Regions from separate parts of the Homo sapiens genome. Here region 2 is linked to region 1. A link is a loop called in an ENCODE intact Hi-C map of the cell type or tissue named here. Cell type or tissue: GM12878. All regions are shown on one strand. Links, peaks and the distances in the headings refer to the core of each region. The heading gives the core; the rest is flanking DNA.

What was found. Peaks named below come from ENCODE experiments on the same cell type or tissue, not always from the same donor. Only the 100,000 strongest peaks of a DNase experiment are listed, where the experiment ranks them.
Region 2: a loop joins it to region 1, with 7 times the contacts of the local background. A loop is called at or near these places in 23 of 110 quality-filtered maps.

Annotation. Positions count from the first base shown.
Region 1 is chr7:33,889,481-33,902,006 of GRCh38, forward strand. No RefSeq gene overlaps it. Among named protein-coding and RNA genes, the nearest start is that of BMPER, 9.8 kb to the right of the region's middle. RefSeq lists an enhancer at 6,048-6,097. In GM12878, for the core only: a CTCF peak has its summit at 6,025 (motif pointing left); a DNase peak (open chromatin) is centred at 6,053.
Region 2 is chr7:33,241,780-33,245,779 of GRCh38, forward strand. The region is part of intron 5 of BBS9 (Bardet-Biedl syndrome 9); the gene reads left to right. Among named protein-coding and RNA genes, the nearest start is that of BBS9, 110 kb to the left of the region's middle. In GM12878, for the core only: a CTCF peak has its summit at 1,728 (motif pointing right); no DNase peak of the experiment used is centred there.

The DNA.
Region 1 (12,526 bases), core at 4,099-8,098:
TGCCTTTACTTCCCTCCAGGCTTGCCTCAAATGCCATCCCCTCAATGAGTTCTTCCCTGACCACCCTATTTAAAATAGTTTCCACTGCCTCTTTTCTGCTTTAATTTTCGGCAGTTGGTCACTTTTTTTTAATTTATAAGGCTTAATTTATCGTGTATTTCTCCCAACTAGAATATAAGCCCCATTAGAGCAAGGATTGTTATCTCTTTTGCTCATTGTTGTGTTTCCAGTACCTAAAACAGTACCTAGCATATAATAGAGCCGCAAGTTTAAGGTGGAATTGACCACAGAACATAGAAATAACTCACTTAGCTGTTTGCTAATATTTTATCTTTTTTTATCTTTTTTTTGGTGGGGGGAGACAGTGTCTCACTTCCATTGCCCAGGCTGGAGTGCAGTGGCACGATCACAGCTCATTGCAACCTTGACTTCCCGGGCTCAGGTGATTCTCCTGCCTCAGCCTCCTGAGTAGCTGGGACTACAGGCATGTACAACCACACCTGGCTATTTTTTTGTATTTTTAATAGAGACAGGTTTTAGCCATGTAGCCCAGGCTGATCTCAAACTCCTAACCTCAAGCAGTCTGCCCGCCTTGGCCTCTTGAAGTGCTGGGATTACAGGCATGAGCCAGGGCACCTGGCCCTGCTAATATTTTATCTTAATGCAAATAACTCCTGTACAATCACTGCATCATCAACGGTTTTGTTTGACAACATTGCCACTGTGCTGCCCTTTTCTAGCTTGAGAACATGCTAGTAATAAATGCCGTGAGTAAAAATCCAGCTGAAGTCAAAGGATGCAGGAATAATAAGGCCTGGGTCTTCTACTTGTTGGTTTAGAAGGCCCCCAAGAACCAAGGGGAGACTCTCATTTTCAGGACTGGCTATATAATTTGCAGGACCTGGTGCAAAAAGAAAATGTGGGGATGGCCTCTTGTTCAAAGTTATCAAGAATATCAACACAGCAGCGGTAAAGCAGTAAACCAAGATGAGGGCCCTGTGACTGCACAGATCACAACACCAAAACGCTGGTCCTGCTCATTTTCTACAACTGTGTACACACACACACTCACTTGCATCCAATAAAAACAATCGTAGCAGATTTGCTTATTTAATGAACTTTATCCACATTATCTCTTCAAATTGCCAGGAGGCTGGAAAAATTAAGGGTATTCACCATGCCCAAAGTCCACCGGTATTCAGGCTTCAAAATTTTTTTTCTTTTTTTTTTTTTCATTTTTGTTTTCAATGGGATTGTGAGACAACTGCAGTTTTAGTGCAGGAAGATTAAAAGTTATCTGAATTATTGTCCCTACCCCTTGGGACAATACATCACAATCTTACTGTGCAGACAGTGCTAAGTGCTGAGGCCAGAAGTGTTCAAGGAGAGGAGCAGAGGGAAGCAGGAGTTCCTGCTTCATTTCTGGTCCACTGACTATTACCCGTGGTCTCACCATCAGCAGCATCAGCAGCAATCTTTGGCTTACTGGTTTGCAAATATAGACGAGCCTAAGAGAGTGAGGAGGAGGCTGAGGCATGGCCCAGGGTGGAGGCAGAGCCTGGGGACCAGAAGCCATCAGGTAATTTAGTTAATGATGGTGATACCTGCTAGACTATGCTAAGGAATTACTGGGGAAGTCAGCTCCCTTCCTTGGAATTCATTTTCTTCATCTTTCAGAGAAAGACCATACTGTTCAGAGTTTATTTTTGAATATTAACCAGACTTCAAACATTCTCTTGCATTTTGATTTTTTTGGAGTTAAGGATTATAAAAAACATAAGCCACTGGGCCCCTTTATTTACATTTTCCTGAAAAACAATGAGAACCCTTTTGCGTATTTTCATAACAGGTCTGTCTCAACATCTTAAATTAAAAAATAACCTGTTCTTTGGCTCTGAATATGGTTGGGTGATTAAGTCTGCTTCTAGGCTCTCCCACGAATATTTTTAAAAATGTAATTGCAAAAATCACAGTTGAGTGTAAGAAATATGTAACAGAAACACATTATTTAAACCCTAAGGTTTCTAGATTTTTAGAAAATTCCGAAGATGAGATGATTTGGCTACTAAGGTTTTAAAAGTATTAAACAAAAATATTGAAACATTAGTTCAACATTTCAATGCCAATTTATCACAAAGCAAACGGATTTGAGCCTATGGAGATCTTTCTTGCAAGACTTCAATGTCTTTCTGTAAAGATAACTAAAATAAATCCATACACTATTTAAAAAATTCTACCTACACTTAAATCTTAAGGTGAGTTGCTTTTTGTAGGTCAGAAGTAACCCATTTGTATGAGAAGATATATGACCATGTATATTTACAAGAGTAAACTTTTCTTCGCTTTCATTTTTGTCTTTGATATGGGCTGTTAACAACATTTCAAGGTAGCTTGGCTTGTAGTGATGCTTAAATGTGTTCATTAAACTGCGGGCATCAGTTTAATATGAAGAAAAATGTCACAGGGTACTAGATCCTGGTATTGACATAAGAATTCTGTACTCAACTAAACATGTTTGGTTTCTCTGGCTCTACACCGGGTTCTCACAAAAGTAGAACCAACTTTCATTTTGACCTTTCTGATTGTACCATTGTCGGAGGAGGAAGAAAACTTGCTCCAGGAGTGGGAAACTGGGGCAGGAATTGCCTTGTTCTGTACAACCTTAACAAAATTGCTGCACTTTTTAGGGAAGGCTAGCCGAGCACAGGAATTCCTTCCCCTGAAGAAAAATCTGTAAGAGAAGCTGAGTTATCTGTGATTAAGGAATCAGGCTGAGTTGGGTTACCTGAATGGCCCCCTAGCCTGGTTCATCTATCTCTGCCAGGCGAGCTCTCCCTGCATCCCAGAGCACAAGACCAGCTTCTGTCCTGGCTCAGGCTGTGATTCTCCTTTTTCAAGATTCTAGGATCTACCAAGACCCTCCTCTTCTTCTGATCTTCATATTCTTTCTTTAAATGTGTTAATGTTCTCTCCTCAGGTCTCCACCTCTCAGTCTCCTTGAGGGGATTTAGATCTCTGCTTAGATTATGTATGGCTCCTATAGAGTTTTGAAGGCTCAGAGGGTCACCTGGTCACCCTGCTTCCAAGTTCAGATGAGGGTTCCAGGCAGAAGGTCCCACTTCTGTACCTGAGACATACCTGACAGGGGTTTTAAAGACTTCATTCTTGGATTGTGTTAAATTCGGGTCTAGATCCCAAAATAATCATTGTTTTCATAATAAAACCTATTGGGTTGAATCATTGGATATTGCCAATATTCTACTTTCTTTCTTTCTTTTTTTTACAAATATGGTCGATTCATATGGCTCTGCCTAATATACCTAATACTGCAAAATGTTTTGAGACATCAATGTAGAAATATTGAAGACTTTTGTTTAATCTTTTTATTGTATGTTTCATGTCCCCTAATGCTTTTCCCTGTACCCTGCATACCTGTACTAAGACTACACGTCCTCACACATAAACAAGCACACACATGACTTATTCTTCTGAGACCTTATAGAGTTAAGAAGTCGGATGACAATGAGGTAACACATTTGCATGAATGAAAGGCTCAGGAAGTTCTACTCACAACGCTCTTGTCCTTTGTTCAGGATATCCACCCCTCCTCAGCTCCACACCCCCACTTCCAAGCTCTGCCAGAAATCATGTTATTAGCTTCAAAGTGATGAAGACAACGTCATCCAACAGGCTTGGTGGCAGGCTGCCTGTGTATGGAACAAGCCCCAACTTTGAGTCACAGAGATCTGGCTTCTGCATTTGATTTGATTATTTCTTGGTGGGTGATCTTGGGCAAGTTACTTCGCCACAGTGTGTTTCAGTTTTCTTATATGTAAGATAGGGATAATAATATCTACTTTATAGAGTTGAGGGGGCCAAATGAGATAATGTATGTAAAGTGCCTGAAATGGTGCCTAAGACATACATAATAGGTGTTCCAAACTAATGTGAGAGCAAAGCAAGAAAATGGAATTTCCTACTTCCTGGACCTTCTAGCCTCCATACCTACCCATATCGCACGTGGCTCAGAAATCAAAGAGGTGCTTAACTTGGAGAGACACGTGGCCTGGGACAGCAGGTGCCTTAGTGGTAGGCAGTTAGCTGAGTGAGTCATGACTGGCAGCTGCTTTGGGAACGGAAACTTGTAGCTCAAGAGGCACAGAAGTAGTGTTGTTGCATTAGTGACATTTGGACTGTTCCCTCAGGGTAGTTAGGATTTAGACATCCCCCAGAGGCCAGTACAGTCTCACTAAATTTTCTGCCATGATGGAAATGTGCAAAAATCTGCACTATCCAAAATGTGGCCACTGAGCACTTAAAGTGTGGCTAGTGTGGTGGAGGAGAGAAGTTAAAATTTAATTTTAATGCATAAAGTCACGTGTGGCTGTTTGTTACAGTATTGGCCATCTCAAAACTAGGCAGAGGAAACCGCAAAAGTGAATCCTAAGAGCAGAAAGTCCTGGAGCAGACATGGGGCAGCCGCAGGTGATATAGCTTGGCTGAAGCATAGGCTGTGGGAAGGCAATGGGAGACAGATGTGAGGCCAATTCTGCCAGCTTAAAGGGTTTAAATGTTCTTTTCTAGGCAGTAGGAGCTACAGAGGGTTTGTGAGCAAGGGAGTTACACCATGTGGCTCTACTTCAGCGTGGTTAGTCTAACAGGAGGTAGGGGAGTGGAGTCTCTCTGATGAGACCAGATAGAGGCTGGAAAGGGAAACACTTAGAAGTCTTACTACAAAAACCCCGGTGGAGCTCTCACAGCGTGCTGGGCATCGTGCAAACAGCTCTAGCTTGTTTATTGCTGGTTAAGTTGCATGCCTTCAAGTAAGCACAAAAATAAAAATCGGAATCAAGGTGTTTGTTTTTTAATGGGCAAAGCCCATTAAAAATGTATTTGCCTTCACTATACCACTGTTTTAAGTCTCCTGGAGGGAAGAAAGGAAAGCCAGCTTCCTTTGGCAGCGTAATGAGATAGATGACAGAACTGACACCTAGATTAGGCCTTGATGTTAATCTGGCTGGATGTGGCTTTTCTCATGACTTGATAGGACTCTTTTTTCTTTCCACATGCATTTCTGCATGAGACCCCCCCTACTTTGTTTCCAGACCCAAAGCCTTCTACCGTCTTACTGCCTTGATGAAAGCCCAAATGATGCCATTGCAGAGCCCAGTAGTTTGATTATTTGTGGACCAGTAGAGTTACTGTCTGCATTTAAGGAACTCTCCAGAAAGGTAGAGATATATTTTCTCCTTGAGATCTCTTCAATTTGCAGGCAATTACATGATGGCTTCCTCTCCCCGACCCCTTTGATAACCTTCCCTTGAGGGGCACTTCAGGAATCAGGCTGCCTGGTTTGGAACCCTGGCTTACTGTTTGAGTTTGTGCAAGTTACTGACATACCACCTGCCTCACGGTCTGGTTTTAAAGACTTAGTGAGCTAAGGTACCCAAAGTGCTTAGAACTGTGCAAGACACTTACTGCATATAGGTTTATAATTATTATTACTAACCAACAATTATTTGTACACCTGCCTTGACCTACCAGTTTACAGTGGGGTACGGGCAGGAGTACTCTAAGGTGGGAAGAAGCAGCAACTATCAAAAGACCATTTACAATATTTGGGAGTGAATCTAAAGGAATTGATAGCCCAGTACTGCGGCTCAAGCCTGTAATCCCAGTGCTTTGGGAGGTCGAGGTGGGAGGATTACTGGAGCCCAGGAGTTCCAGGCTGCAGTGAGCTATGATTGCAGCACTGCACTCCAGTTTGGGTGACAGCTGGGAAAGAAGCCATAGAAATGCTAAAAAATGCAGAGGAGTTAAGCTGGAAGGGAAGGGGAGAGGATAGCTTTCCAGGAACTGGAAAGCACAGTTTTTATATGCGTGGGAGCAAAATTTGCACTTTCAGGCAGATGACCCCGGCTTAACCACTGTCAGGGGCACAGCAGGCTCTTCTTGAGTTGCTGCAACCGGGGCTGTGCTTCTCTGGCGGTCCCAGTGCTGCCACCTACAGGGTCTGCGAGGCAGAGCGCGCCGCCCTCGTGTCTCTCGGGAGTCTGGGTGCTGGGCAGGAAGAGCAGGACCAATACGTTCCTCACCAGCCATGCCATTAGCTCCTTTCTCTCACAGGCTTTGAATGCACCTGCCCCTAGACACAACAGTTCTGGGACACATTTCTAAACATTATTTCTAAAAGAGGGGGATAAAGAAAGAAAATAAGACCAAGTTCCACACCCAGAAGAGAAAGTGCACATCGACATGTCACCACGTGCTGGGTGATGAGTTAGTGGTTTGGCATACGTTATTGCATTTAGTCCACAAAATAGATATCATCAATATTGTCATCCACGCTACAAGGGAGGTTAAAGAATCCAATACACAATTGTTTAGAGCCTGGGCCACTCCAATTCTGAGGTCTGTATATGTCAGAACACACTACCTGACTTAAATTATTTTTCTATCTTTCCTAAGTATAAAAGCACACATAATTAAGTTGACCAAACACGATCTTTGCACATGGTAAATGCCTCTTACCTTGACCTCTTGCTTTAAAAGCTGAGACATTTCTAATGAAGATGTTTTAGCAGATATAGTCACTTACATAAGTGAGTCAGCTTCTTCTATGCCAGGGCCTAAATCTTTGTCAATTAGTACATTACTTTTTATTTATTCAAGCCAACTTGAATGGATTGGTGTTGGAGATAAAAATACCAAACAAGGTGCCCTTTCTGGCTCTTACTAACTCAAACTCTCTATTAATTAATTGACATCTGGGCACACTTGTACTACAAATTGACCATCCTACGGTAGTAGCAGTGCTTCTCAAGCTTTAAAGTACATACCAACAACCCAGGAATCTTGTTAAAATGCCGATTTGGATTCAACCAGTCTGGAATGGGGTCTGAGATTCTGCAGTCTCCCCAGTGATGTAGATGCTCCTGGTTCAGGAAATACATTTTGAGTTTCAAGGAGCTAGAAGATCTTGAAGTTCTTTTGAATCATCAAAATAAATTTTAATTGGTTTGCATATTAATTAACTGTGCAAGCAATTAAATTATGCTTTATTATTAATTATATTTTATTGTTTTCTAATGCTTTGAAAGTCAGTAAACTATATATTCCGCTTGCATATGTCATGATAGCAAAGACATGGAATCAACCTAAATGCCCATCAATGATAAACTAGATAAAGAAAATGTGGCACATATACACCATGGAATACTATGCAGCCATAAACAAGAATGAGATCATGTCCTTTGCAGGGACCTGGATGGAGCTGGAGGCCATTATCCTTAGCAAAGTAACAGAGGAACAAAAAAGCAAATACCACATATTCTCCCTTGTAAGTGGGAGCTAAATGATGAGAACACATGGATGCATACATGGGGACAACATACAATGGGGCCTATCGGAGGTTGGAGGGTGGGAGGAGGGAGAGGATCAGGAAAAATAACTAATGAGTACTAGGCGTAATACCTGGATGATGAAATAATCTGTACAACAAACCCCCATGACATAAGTTTACCTATGTAACAAACTTGCACGTGTACCCCTGAACTTAATATAAAACAACCTTTTTTTAACCCATTAGGACATTGAAGTCACCAGAACATTCTATTCTTTCATCTAGGCTGGATTACCACGTGTTATCTTTAAGAACTCTGTGGCTTGAAGGAATTTCGCCTTCAATCAAAGAGTAATTTAGGCACCATGAGAATTACTTTCCAAACTATAAGGGAAAGTAATGACTATACTAACAACAAGTTGTCAAAATTAAACTTCCAATTTTTCAGGTTTTTCAAGCCCACTCTTTTGCCCCTGAGGGAATTAACTGCACAGAAGACTAGATGAGGAGACCCTGTGGCCCACTTTAAAACCAAGACGGCAATCCCATATCACCTAGATTTTGGGGGTTCATTAATGCTTACACTTATCAGTCTCCAGATGTTCACGGGCAAAAAGTAACACATTCACAGATGGTACAGAGCAAACACTTATTATGATGCCCAAAGAACAAAAGCTATTGGTAGCAGTGAAGAATAAAGTGACCCACAAATAGGCTGCTATTTACTTGTTTGTTTTGTCTGGGGCCCATTTAATTGCGTCTGTTCGCACTACAATAGCTAATGCCCAGCCATTATTTCCATCATAAACCTCACTGGGGATGAGAAATGCAACAGAACGAGATCCTTCTCATGAAATTGATTTTTTCCCTCCATCAGTTAAAATATTCAGCAAAGGTGTTGGGTTCTCCCCAACTCCTTTCCATTTACACAAATAAAAAATATATGTACATTTAAATGGTTAAAGGCTATTTTAAAAACATAAATGGCTGCCTTCTATGTTTTAGAGAATATAACGTCTCAAATTAGAGAAGTGGAAACTGTGGGACTTTAATGTGAACAAAATGAATGTATGGCAAATTTAATGGGAATAAAGTACCTGCAGGCACGCAGTAGTTTTCAATAAGTGTGTATGTATTGAACTGAAGGGCCTTAGGACTGATTGCTAGGTTTGCCTAGCAAAGGCTGACACAGACTGTGAAGATAAGGGCAGGCTCCAGCATGGAGAAAGAGGCTGCTGACATCCATGCCCTGTGATCTCAGGGATCCAGCAAGGCCAGCCTTTCCTGTTCTCTTTCTTCCTCTGCAGTTCTCGTTCTAGTGCCTAAAAAATGTCTACATATAGCCTTAGTCCTTTAGGTGGAGGCATTGCTTATAACAGATGCTATAGTACCTAGATGTTGGCTGTATTGATTTTGCAATATTATTATTATTGTCAATAATATCTATGCTGACCAACATTTACTCAGGGTCACCCATGTGGCAGACTTCAGGAAGAGAGGAAAACTCCTCAACTCAAGTTTTAAAAATCCAGGGGAAGAGCTGAGGTCACATTCCAAATCCTGGAACAATAAATGTGGTCAGAGAGATGAGAGGCTGTGATTGGCCCAGCATGGACCTTACGACTTCTGTGTTTGCTGGAAGTGTGTTTGGGAATGGGGAGTATAATGATTGGCAGAGTTCACTAAGACCACATATTTTGAGGAATGTTTCCTAAAGAAGGTGCATGCTCTCCTGGAAAAAAATTCATACACACCACAGCTTTGGGCAAGTTCTTACTTTATTTGAATTTCAGTAGGATTATCTGTAAATGGAGAAGTTGGATTAGATGCTTTTTGAGGGTTCTTTAATATCTAGAAGTCTCTAGTTTTGTTACCTTCTAAAATACAACATTATATAAAATAATTTCATATTCATCCCTGACAAGCAAGCAGAGGTGATACTATCTCATCTTATTGGGTGGGAAAATTGAGGCTCACAAAGTTAATTAACTGGCCTCAAATCATTAGAATGTCACCCGGCCCATCTTAACTGTTTTTAAGCATACAATTAGTACTGTTTAATACTTTCACATGATTTTGCAATCAATCTCCAGAACTCTTTTCATCTTGCAAAACTAAAACTCTGCCCATTAGACAATTCCCCATTCCTCCCTCCCTGCAGTTCCTGGCAACGACCTTTCTTCTTTTTGCCTCTGAATTTGCTACTGTAGGTGCCTCATATAAGTAGAATCACACAGTATTTGTCTTTTGGTGATTGGCTTATTTCACTTAGCATAATGTCCTTAAGTTTCATCAATGTTGTAGTATGTATCAGGATTTCCTTCCTTTTTAAGGCTGAATAATATTTCATAGTATATCCTCACCACATGTTGTTACTCATTTATCCCTTGAGGGGGACACTTGGGTTGCTTCCACATTTTGGCTACCACGAATAATGCTGCTATGAACATGGTTGTACAGATATCTGAAAGTTGTTTTTTTTTTTTAAATAAAGAACATTGGAAGTCCCCCTAAATTTTATAAGATAGATGTAAATTACATAAGATACTTATATCTTATAAGATATTTTTCTTGGCTCTGAAAGTGCTTGAAACATTAATAAATACAAAAATATATTAATTAATTAACACAGGTAACTATTTACTGAGCACTTATTTCTTGTCTTTGGTATGTGCTAAATGCTTCAGATGATTTCAGGTTTAGCTGCCAAGTAACAAAACACACACACACACACACACACACACACACACACACACTAACAAGCATTAAAACAATGTAGGTGTTACTTTTCCCCTCACATTCAGGAAAGCCAGAGGCATCAGCCCAGGCTTCCATTGCACTCCATGGTGTCAGAGTCTAATCTCATTTCTTGTTTGCCATTTCCCAGAGGCATTTTTCCCAAGGTATCCCCAGGGGAAAGATTTTGCTGGAGCCTTACTTACATTATCATGTCTGTATTCCAGCCATCAGATTGGAGGAAGAGAAGAAGAAAGAGCATGTCCTTCCTTTAGTGACATTTCTCCATTTCTATCCCATTGGCCAGAAGTTAGTCATGGGATCACTACTACCTGTATGAAAGACTAAGAAAAATGATCTTTATTGCTGAGAGCCACATACACTGCACAAACTGGGGGGTTCTATCTTGAGAAAGAAGGAAAGACTAGATGTTGGGAGACAGCCGGGAGTCTCTGCCAGAGCAGCCATACATGTTAAATATCAACCTGGTAGTATACCTCCCTACGTAAGTAAAGTTGAACTGTTTCTGAGTCTATAGATAATCTTGAATGCTAATTCTGCAGTAACGTTGATTATTCCCTCCTCTGTTGATGTTTACTCCAATGAGATCAACTTAAAGTCTTGAAGCAGGAGAGCTTAAAGTAGAAGAGCTAGTGAAACCTAGAACAATAGGAGTGAGGCATTAGCTTAATATTCTGGTTCCCTGGGTTGGTCTTGAGATCTCCTTGGCCATCCCTCACTTCGGATAGATGGGGCTGCAGCTTTGGTGCCAATGAAGCTGGTGATTAGGTAAGCTTGTTTTGGGGAGTGACTTCTGGATGGAATGTGGAGAAGAGAACTCTTTTTCAAAGATCATTATCTATGAATTGGCAACACTGGTGCCTCCCTGACAATGAAGCCAAATTTACATCTGATTTTTATAACTTCTAATATCAAAATGACTTATGTATTCAGCAAGCCCCTGAAGATGAATCAGTACATAGAAATATTTTGGATGTTTTGATGGGAATTGTTAAAATCTTTGTTTTAACTATGTAACTTCATTTTATTTTAGTTGTATAACTAGAGAATTTTTGACACTCCAAACCAGTTAGTTTGGCTCATGGACATTGAAATGAATGAGTACTGTGTGAAACAGCAAACATTACCCCATTACTCACAGCATACCATTGTCCTTGAGGCAGGGATTGAGATGGGGTCAGGGCCAGGGAAAGAGTGAAGGTGGCTTTATTTATTACAATATTAATTTAAAAAAATAGTAATTTTGTTATTTCCATGAAACTGTGTTTAAAAATGTCACTTTCCTATCATCCTCATCAAAATGCCCTGCTTTAGAAATAAACTCTGTAATGAGTACAATTATATGAAAAGAATCTTAAGGCTACAAAGAATGAAGAAAAATGATTAAGTAAGAAAAGATCAGGCTAATGATTTAATAATTTAATTTTAATAATTATCATTTATATAAATTATACAATATCATGGGGATGATGCTTTTATCATTGTCCCTACTCCCTCCTATCTCCTCCAAAAAATGTCATTTCTGAGTCTCTTATTTTTTGGAATGGCATTAAAGCCTCAGGCAGAATCTAGAGGACTTCTCACCAGCCTCAATGGTGTCCACCTCTCTCTGAAACTAAGCGAACCTGTAGCAAAGCCTAGAAGAGAAGTGCAGTTCTTCAAGGTTTTAGCCGAGTGACTTCAGAATAAATTCAGTTTAACCAGTGAGCTAAGTTGTGGTCTGCTTTTTATGGTGTTACAACTTGTTTTCTTGGTACCAGTTTAGTTCGATAAATATTTGAGTACTTATTTCACCATCTCTGTAATTTTAATTTGCATCATATCTAAAATATTCAGTGGTCCTTTCCTCAAATTCTTATGACTCATAATCTAAGAAGGCAAAACATTTATAATGGTAAACATCATGATCAGGGAGCCAGAGGACCCCTGTTTAAATGGATTATGCCATTAACTAGTTGTGTGACCCTGGGCAAGTCATTTACTCCTCAGCCTTTAGATTTCTCATTTTTAAAGCGAAAGGGCAGGGAGTTGGTTTATATGATGTCTAAGATCTCCAGTGCTTCAAATAAATAGTTAAAAGTGGCATTTCTACTTTCAACCCAAGAAGAATCATATAGCCATAGCTAAAGAGGTTGAATATAATGATTCATGTAGAGAATCCACTCCATCACCTTCAAACACGGGAAGGTGGAAATGGTGCTCTCTAGTATTACATTGACCACATGTTCAGATTGCTGAATACACCTGCAGAAAAAAATTCCATTCTAAAGAAATGCATTCTGGTTGTTTCAAAGAAAAATTAGGCACTCACTCTATGGTAGATTTCCTGTTGGTCACCCGGGAGTGAATCCTTCAAGAACCACCTGTACATTTCTCCTTATCTCCAAGCCTCCCAACAGCTCCAGCTCAGTGGGCAGATGGGGCCAA
Region 2 (4,000 bases), core at 1-4,000, 650 kb before region 1:
TTTAAAAATTTCGCTTGGTCATTGATAAGGTCTCTTAATCATTTTTAATACCTGCTTTTATTTCCTTAAACAGAAAGTGTAATATTTTTATATTTTCTGTCAATTTCAGTACACGAAGTCTTTGCAGTTTTCATCTCATTCTCTATTATTTTTGCTGTTTCTTGGTCATGTTACCTTCAATTTTTTGTGTATTGTAACTTTGACTTTGAGGTCATATTCTTTTGAACATTATCAATGGGAATGATTGGTGTCTTTCTTCAAAGATTTGAGTAATCTTTTGTCAGATGTTTGGTGGTACTTCCAACCCAGTATCACTTTATACTAAAATCACAGACTGAGGTTTCTTGGGTCGTCCAATAGAATGAATTTAGTCTGCAAACCCACATTAAAATCAGTTTGGGGTTTATGAATTCCTAGGATAGATTTTTTTTTCCTTCATCTGGTTCCAGGTTTTGAGATGTGTACTTTATTTTGCTTTCTCCTGGGCTTGAGGGGGAATGCTATTTACAAGTTCTCCTTACAGTAGAGGTAGAGCTCTTTGTGGTCTTTGCTTTGTACTGGGGAGATAAAGTCAATATGAGGATCTACTAGATTCTCCACAAAAGGTGGTCCACAAGTTTTTTCTCCTTTACTGTATCTCATTTGAGAGCAGGAAAACTGAAGCTTATGGTTGTCTGATTTAGGAAAATGCCCAACAGCTCTTTTTACCTTTATGGGGTTCACACTTTTACTTAGTTTTTAGCTTCTAAATTTTATTTACTTTTTTTTTGCAGCATATTGATGTACTTAAAAGTACTGCTTTGAACAAACATTTTATACAGTAATTTTAGTCTGAGAATCAGGGTCTTATATGCTATTCTCCTCCTCTACTTGTCCCCTACTTATTGTTTGATTTTATTTACATTTGCAAGCAATTAACAAAGAATTCAGCATCAAGTTTTGTCTGCTAAAGTGAAATATTTAACATTTTATATTTAAATTAGATGTTACTTATAAGCATATAAAATGCTATGGTAATGATAGACCATGTTAAATTTGGAATCAGAAAGGAATTTAGAAATTATGTCATTAGGTACCTACACTATGCATAACATTCAGTTGGAGAAACAGTAGGAAGGTTAGAAGACGTAGTGTTGAGTTCTGGCCCTGCTACTTACCAGCTGTGTGTCCTTTAATAAATCATTTGAACTTTCTTGAGCCTTAGGTCTCTCCACAGTAAATGAGGACAATAATTCTTGACGTTCCCAAGTTATAGAATAGTTGGATGTGCTAATAATGTATGGACCACGTTGTAAATGGCTATTACTGTTAATTCGGAAGTCTTTCATTTGGTTCTGTTAATTTCATTGGACTTCTGTTAGAAAAGGTCATCAATGTATTCATAGATTGCTACCGTTGTTCCTCAAACCCTCTTAAAACCTGTCTCAATTCTTTAGCCTTCCTTGTTTAATTTCCTCCTTGTATGACATTGGAGCTCAGTTAACTTTTAGAGCATAGAGCAGAAACCAAGAATTTTGAAAGCTGATTTAGAAATATCTATTGGAATACACAAGGAGTGTTACATAGTTACACATGTCCTTCACATTCATATCTGATGCAGCTGAATTCCTGTTTTAAGGCATAAAATAAAGCCAGTCTTTGATAGAGAATAGTAAAAGCCTATGCAGTATCCAATTAATATTGGGAAGATTTTTAATGGGATCGTACTGCCTACTTGTCAGCAGAGGGAGCCTTTGTCTCACTTTTTGATTCCAGAACTCTTAGAGTAGTGAGATTTTAACAAGTCAGAATATTTATGGAAAATGTCTGTTTCCTCACCTAGGCCTGAATAGGAACCAGTTTTTCTTTTGTTCCTGGAAGAGAAAAACTTTTTGTGTTTGTTTTCTGAGTTCTTTATAATAGTTGTTCCCAAGTTCCTTAAAAATGGTTAATGCTGAGTTGTAACAGAGGTTCTCAATTACTATCCTATGTTAAAGTTTTGGATGGTCTTAAGATAATGGACGAAAAAGAGCTAATGTAAGTAAGTTAAAGCTAAAATTTATTCAGTTAGAGGACTACACTTAGTGATGACATTTTTTACTTCCTACTTATTTGTATTAGTATTGTCTTTTAAGAGAATATTGGTGATTATAATCTATTTCTTTAAAAAATTTCCTGACTGGGGCCAGGCGGAGTGGCTCACACCTGTAATCTCAGCACTTTGGGAAGCTGAGGCGGGCAGATCACCTGAGGTCAGGAGGTTCAAGACCAACCTGGCCAACCAACATGATGAAACCCTGTCTCTAATAAAAAATACAAAAATTAGCCAGAAGTGGTGCCACATGGCTGCAGTCCCAGCTACTCAGGAGGCTGAGGCAGGAGAATTGCCTGAACCCGGGAGGTAGAGGTTGCAGTGAGCCGAGATTGTGCCACTGCACTCCAGCCTGGGTGACAGAGTGAGACTCCATCTCAAAAAACAAACAAACAAATAAACAAACAAACATCCTGATGGGCTTTTCACAAGGCTGACAACCCTACGATGTTCTCCAGTAGTTTCTGAAATGTTACAGGTGAATGAAATTCATGAGCCTGGGAATCACTGTTTTACTGAGTACTTTAGCAAATAAAAATTGACATTTCTGAATTGAACCATTTCCAACTTCCTGGCACATTTTTTCCTAACCTTCCTCTGGGATCTTTTCTATCCTTTGGTATGTAAAGAGTGAGACTTAATAACTAAATTATCTGATATCCAAGGTATAAATAAGTATGGGTGCTGGGGGAAGTTGGCTTGATACTTTTTTTAAAGCATGCTAAATTTTGGTTTAAGATTGCCATACATTCCTACCATGTTCTATGTACTGTACCAGGTAGTTAATACAGGTTCCCTCCTCCCCTCCTTTAGTCTTTCTAGCAACCCATTGCGGTATAGAGGTTATAATAAGGCTTATTTTGCATTTGAAGATACCAACTGGATGAAATTAAACAAAGTACCCAAGTCACATATTTAGGATGTGTCTGTGAAAGCCAGAATTCAAAACCTTATCATCTTGTGTTTCTGAATCAAAAATCACTGCCCTTTCCACTACTTATTGGTACTATATCTACATTTGATACTCTTTCCATATTTGTTCAATTTGTTGTTTTATGATATACCATCCTGCTTTGGAAACAGGGAACAGTCAGGGAGTATCCTAATTAGTGCCCCTTTTTGGTACTTTGCCTGCTGATAATAATCTCTTGTTTTGTATTGAAAAGAAAAAGACTTTGTACCCAGGCTCTAATAATTACTAGAGCTTTAAGTTTAATCTGAGTATGCTTTTGAAGTCAGAGTTTTATGAAATACTAAGGGATCTAAGGATCATTCTGCTCCTTTGGTGTCCACTTTGGGCTTCCACAATTTATTCTTTGTGGTTGAATGATTTTTCTCCTAATTTGTATATTTTCCTTGTAGAGTTCTCAGCCATGCTTCCTTTATTTCCTATATTTTTTATATTGTCTTTCCAGTAGGCTTTATCTCTTTATTTTATTTTTTTAAGAGCAGATTTAACCTTAACCTTTCCCCTCTCTTCTTAACAGATCTTAGTGTTTCTAGTGTTAGGCATACAATGAGTACTTAGTCTTTTGACTTAGTTCTAACTCTGTAATACCAAGATGGATACTAAACTCTGTAATAATTTTGAATCACAGTCTCTTAAGTGTCACATACCAAAACTAATTATTTCAGGACTTTCACCTTATATTATTTTTACTTTGATGCTATTCATTCATTCAGTAAATACTTTTGGTTCTAGTGGATGCGAGGGACTATCAGGGATGGAGAGGCATGGTGAATAAAACATAATGGCAGTTCTTATGGAATTGTCATGTGAATATGGTGATACTTTCAAACATTTTGGTCCTCTTGATGGTAATTGACATATTGCTAATCTAGAACTACAGTTTAACATAGTTTCTTGCTTTTATGATGGTTCAGTTTAGTTAAACAGATATTTTTGGAGCACTAACATATAAGAGACTG